Regions from separate parts of the Homo sapiens genome. Here region 2 is linked to region 1. A link is an interaction called in ENCODE POLR2A ChIA-PET data of the cell type or tissue named here. Cell type or tissue: OCI-LY7. All regions are shown on one strand. Each heading gives the region's core, and the rest is flanking DNA. Links, peaks and the distances in the headings are about the cores only.

What was found. Peaks named below come from ENCODE experiments on the same cell type or tissue, not always from the same donor. Only the 100,000 strongest peaks of a DNase experiment are listed, where the experiment ranks them.
Region 2: POLR2A ChIA-PET joins it to region 1 with 6 read pairs; 2 of 35 experiments call an interaction of 5 or more read pairs at or near these places.

Annotation. Positions count from the first base shown.
Region 1 is chr14:102,564,423-102,567,330 of GRCh38, reverse strand. No RefSeq gene overlaps it. Among named protein-coding and RNA genes, the nearest start is that of LINC02323, 21 kb to the right of the region's middle. In OCI-LY7, for the core only: no CTCF peak of the experiment used is centred there; a DNase peak (open chromatin) is centred at 1,760.
Region 2 is chr14:102,105,895-102,108,802 of GRCh38, reverse strand. It overlaps a transcript of HSP90AA1 not described here. Among named protein-coding and RNA genes, the nearest start is that of HSP90AA1, 20 kb to the right of the region's middle. In OCI-LY7, for the core only: no CTCF peak of the experiment used is centred there; no DNase peak of the experiment used is centred there.

The DNA of each region.
Region 1 (2,908 bases), core at 221-2,720:
CAAAAAACCATGGAGAAAGACAAGAATCGGCCGGGCGAAGTGGCTCATGCCTGTAATCCCAGCACTTTGGGAGGCCGAGGCAGGCAGATCACGAGGTCAGGAGTTCGAGCTACTTGAGAGACTGAGGTGAGATGGTGGCTTGAGCCCAGAAAACAGGGGTTGCAGTGAGCTGAGATTGCGCCACTGCACTCCAGCCTGGGCAATAGAGCCAAACCCACCAAACCCTGTCCCAAAAAAGAAAAAAATAAATAAATTTACAAATTAGCTGTACATGGTGGTACACAGCTGTAATCCCAGCTTCTCAGAAGGCTGAGGTAGGAAAATCACTGGAGTCCAGGAATTTGAGGCAGCAGTGAGCTATGATCACGTCACTGCACCCTAGCCTGGGTGACAGAGGGAACCCTGTCTCATAAGAAAAAAAAAAAACAAACAGGCTGGGCACAGTGGCTCACGCCTGTAATCCCAGCACTTTGGGAGGCCGAGGCAGGCGGATCACGAGGTCAGGAAATTGAGACCATCTTGGCTAACACAGTGAAACCCTGTCTCTATTAAAAATACAAAAAAAAAGAAAATTAGCCTGGCGTGGTGGCAGGCGCCTGTAGTCCCAGCTACTTGGGAGGCTGAGACAGGAGAATGGCATGAACCCTGGAGGTGGAGCTTGCAGTGAGCCGAGATCACCCACTGCACTCCAGCCTGGGCAACAGAGCGAGACTCTGTCTCAAAAAAGAAAAGAAAAAAAACAACAAAAAAAGAAAATTTCGCTAAAAGGATTCGAAGGTAGATTCGAGGAGGCAGAAGAATCAGTGAACTTGAAGAAAGGACAGTGGGGCTGGGCATAGTGGCTCATGCCTGTAATCCCAGAACTTTGGGAGGCCAAGGCGGGTGGATCACTTGAGGCCAGGAATTTGAGACCAGCCTGGTTAACATGGTGAAACCCCGTCTCTATTACAAATATAAAAATTAGCTGGGCGTGGTGATGGGCGCCTATAATCCCAGCTACTCAAGAGGCTGCGGCAGGAGAATCGCTTGAACCTGGGAGGCGGAGTTTGCAGTGAGCTGAGATCTCAACACTGCACTCCAGCCTGGGCAACAGGGTGAGACTCCATCTCAAAAAAAAAATTAGCCAGGCTTGGTGGCACAGGCCCCACCTACTTGAGGGGCCTAGGTGGATGATCATTTGAGCCTGGGAGGTCAAGGCTACAGTGAGCTGTGGTCACACCTCTGCACTCCAGCGTAGGCAACAGAGCGGGAAACTGTATCTCAAAAACAAAACAAAACAAAAAATTTTTAAAAAGTCACAAGAGACATAGGACATTATATAGTAACAAAAGGTTTAACACCGCAAGAAAATATAACAATTCTATACATTTATGGACTGTGATGACTATTTTTAGGTGTCAATTTGACTGGATTAAGGGATTTCTAAATAGCTGATAAAGTATCATTTCTGGGTCTGTCTGTGATAGTATTTCCCCAGAAACTAGAGGAGGTTGGTAGTGAGTCAGTGGACTGAGTGGGGAAGATCTATCTACCTTCGATACAGGGTCGGGAGAGGGCACCATCCAATTGTCTGAAGGCCAGATGGGACCAGAGATGGATGACGGGTGTATTAGTCCATTCTCACTGCTATAAAGAAATACCTGAGACTGGGTAATTTATAAAGGAAAGAAGTGTAATTGATTCACAGTTCCGCCTGGCTGGGAAGCCACAGGAAACTTACAGTCATAGTGGAAGGCAAAGGGGAAGGAAGCTTGGACCTTCTCACATGGCGGCAAGAGAGAGAGGAGTGAGGAGCAAAGGGGGAAGAGCCCCTTGTGAAACCGTCACCTCTCATTAGAACTCACTCACTATCTTTTTTTTTTTTTTTGAGACGGAGGCTTGCTCTTTTGCCCAGGCTGGAGTGAAGTGGTGCAATCTCGGCTCACTGCAACCTCCGCCCTCCCCCGTGTTCAAGCTATTCTCCTGCCTCAGCCTACCAAGTAGCTGGGATTACAGGCACCCACCACCAAGCTTGGCTAACTTTCCTATTTTTAGTAGAGATGGGGTTTTGCCATGTTGGCTAGACTGATCTCAAACTCCTGACCTCAGGAGATCCACCCACCTCGGCCTCCCAAAGTGCTGGGATTACAGGTGTGAGCCACTGTGCCCAATCATCTGGGGCTAGGAGTTTGAGCCCGGCCAACATGGCAAACCCCATCTCTAATAAAAATACAAAAATTAGGCTCACGCCTGTAATCCCAGCCCTTTGGGAGGCCGAGGTGGGCAGATCACGAGGTCAGGAGTTGGAGACGAGCCTGGCCAACATGGTAAAACCCCATCTCTACTAAAAGCACAAAACATTAGCTGGGTGTGGTGGTGGGCACCTGTAATCCCAGCTACTTGGGAGTCTGAGGCAGGAGAATCACTTGAACCCGGGAGGCAGAAGTTGCAGTGAGCTGAGATTGTGCCACTCCACTCCAGCCTGGGCAACAGAGCGAGACTCCATCTCAAAAAAAAAAAAAAAAATTAGCCAGGCATGGTGGCACGCACCTGTGGTCCCAGCTACTTGGGAGGCTGAAGCAGGAGAATTGCTTGAGCCTGGGAGGCAGAAGTTGCAGTGAGCTGAGATCACACCACTGCATTCCAGCCTGGGCGAAAGAGCAAGACTGTTAAAAAAAGGATGGAAGGAAGGAAGGAAGGAAGGAAATCATTATCAGAAGGAAAACTGGAAAACTTACAAAACTCTGGAAATTAAACAACATACATCAAAGAAGAAATAACAAGGGACATTAGAAAATGTTTAGAGACAAATGAAAATAAAAACACACCCAGACATGGTGGCTCATGCCTGTAATCTCAACACTTTGGGAGGCTGAGAGGGGAGGATCACTTGAGGCCAGGAGTTTGAGACTGGCCTGGGCAATGAGGC
Region 2 (2,908 bases), core at 259-2,758, 460 kb after region 1:
AGCACTTTGGGAGGCCGAGGTGGGTGGATCATGAGGTCAGGAGTTCAAGACCAACCTGGCCAACATGGTGAAACTCCGTCTCTACTAAAAATACAAAAAATTAGCTGGGTGTGGTGGCAGGCACCTGTAATCCCAGCAACTCCAGAGGCTGAGGCAGGAGAATCGCTCAAACCCAGGAGGTTGAGGCTGCAGTAAGCCAAGATCACGCCATTGCACTCCAGCATGGGCAACAAGGGCAAGACTCCATCTCAAAAAAAAAAAAAAAAAAAAAGTTATAAGTTAGATGTGTAAAAATTAGAAAAGAGAAGTTAAAAGTTTTACTATTTGTTAATGATAGGATCAATATTTACAAGGCCCAAGAAAATCAACTAAAAAACTGCTATTAATAAAACAATTTTTAAAAAAAGAATTCAAAGCTAGGCACCATGGCACAAGGCTGTAGTCCTAGCTTGAGGTATGAGGATTGCTTGAGTCCAGGAGTCCAAGTCCAGCCTGGGCAACAGAACGAGGCCCAATTTTTTTTTTTTTTTTTTTTTTTTGGAGACAAGGTCTCGCTCTGTTGCTTACGCTGTAGTGCAATGTCATGATTATGGCTCACTGCAGCCTCAACCTCCCAGTTTCAAGCAGTCCTCCCACCTCAGCCTCCCAAGTAGCTGGGTCCACAGGTACATGCCACCACACTTAGCTAATTTTCTAAAATTTTTGTAGAGACATGGCCTCGCCATGTTGCCCAGGTTGGTCTCAAAATGGTCTCAAGCAATGCTCGTGTTTTGGCGTCCCAAAGTGCTGGTATTACAGGTGTGAGCCATTGCACCTGGGCTTCAAGGCCCCAATTCTAAAAAAAAAAAAATTTAAGAGAGAATTCAGTGAAATGATAGGGTATACAATTACAGAAACCAGAAGCCTTTATACACACAAAGACACAAACAGTATTACAGTGAGCATCTTCATACGTGCCCTCCTATGGATCCTTGTCAGAACTTCCCTTGGGTCTGTGCTCAGGAACAGGATTGGTGGGACAGAGCGTTCACACATTCTTCATTTGACTGAAACTGCTAGGTGGCTCTCCAGAACAGCCACACCAGCTGTCACACCCACCAGCATCCTTGCTAGTACTTGCCATATCCCCTACATATCCTCTGTGCTTGTGGAAAATGTGCTTCTGCAAAACCAGGGGCTAGGCTAGGAGTGGTGGCTCATGCCTATAATCCCAGCACTTTGGGAGGCCAAGGCAGGTGGATCATGAGGTCAAGAGATCGAGACCATCCTGGCCAACGTGGTGAAACCCCATTGCTATTAAAAATTCAAAAATTAGCTAGGCATGGTGGCGTGCACCTGTAGTCCCAGCTACTTGGGAGGCTGAGGCAGGATAATTGCTTGAACCCGGGAGGCAGAGGTTGCAGTGAGCCGAGATCATGCCACTGCACTCCAGCCTGGCAATAGAGCAACACTACGTCTCAAAAAAACAAACAAACCAAAAAAAACGGGCTAAACCAAGAAAGAAGCAAGCATGAGATGTAGGAAACAGGGATTCTAACAGGGAAGTGGTGAGAGGAATCTCTAGGATGTGCGGCAGGCCAGGGTTGGGGCACTACTGCTTCCAGACTCCCCACCCTCGCCTCCTTAAAGGGCTCAGGATATGAGGAGGAACTGGCCATAGGCTTAGTTGAAATTATTGTCATTGACAACAGTTCTTCTGTCTATAAAGTTTGAGTATTTGTGCCTTCTCTCAGTATCACTGTATATCATCCCCTAAGCAGTAGATCTATGCTTTCTTAGTTCTTCTTGCCCTAAGAATAACTTTAAAGACCTTTTTTATTTTCCTTAGAATTTCTGGCAAATTACAGCACAGTCCTCCTGACAGTATTTTTCAGGATTGTGTCATTCTTCAGGATCCATCTCTGATTATACTTCCCTTCATCTATATTTTGCCCATCCTCTCAAAACATTAGCTCAACAGGGTGGGCGCAGCGGCTCACACTTGTAATCCTTGCACTTTGGGAGGCCGAGGTGGGTAGATCACCTGAGGTCAGGAGTTCAAGACCAGCCTTGCCAACATGGGGAAACCCCATCTTTACTAAAAATACAAAACTCAGCTGGGCGTAGTGGCAGGCGCCTGTAATCTCAGCTACTCGGGAGGCTGAGGGAGGAGAATCGCTTGAACCTGGGAGGCGGAGGTTGCAGTGAGCTGAGTTGTGCCACTGCACTCCAGCCCGGGCGACAGAGAGAGACTCTGTCTCAAAAAAAAAAAAAAAAAAAAAAAAATTAGCTCAACAGGGAGCTCAGGCGGGCACACTGGTTTCCATTACTACTTCCCTCTTTTCATCTTCATCATGATTATTCATGATTGCATAATCAGGATTTCTTTTTAAAGAAGCTCCCTACTTGATATTAGCTGACAGAACAAAAGGTTCTTGATTAAATGATGGCTCTTCCCTGCTCACTGAAAGTCAAAAGCTAACAAAATACTTTGATCAAAAAATGGATTTTGATATCCATTGTTATGAAAATAGTGAAAAACTTCCAGGAGTAAATGAATAGTTTTGTGGACAGATGCTTTTAGTGGTCAAGAACCATTGATTGAGAAAGCTGTTTCTGAACAAAGAACTGGAAAAGCCAGGCTCTACCAATACACAATGTAAACGTAAATGAACCACACTGCAGGCACCTACTTTCACGGAACTCTCTCCTCCTTTGCCTGAACCGTTTCAACAGCTTTTTTTTTTTGAGATGGAGTCTCACTCTGTCGCCCAGGCTAGAGTGCAGTGGCACCATCTTGGCTCACTGCAACCTCAGCCTCATGGGTTCAAGCAATTCTCCTGCCTCAGCCTCCCGAGCAGCTGGGATTACAGGCGCATGTGCATACCACCACACCCGGCTGATTTTTGTATTTTTAGTAGAGACAGGG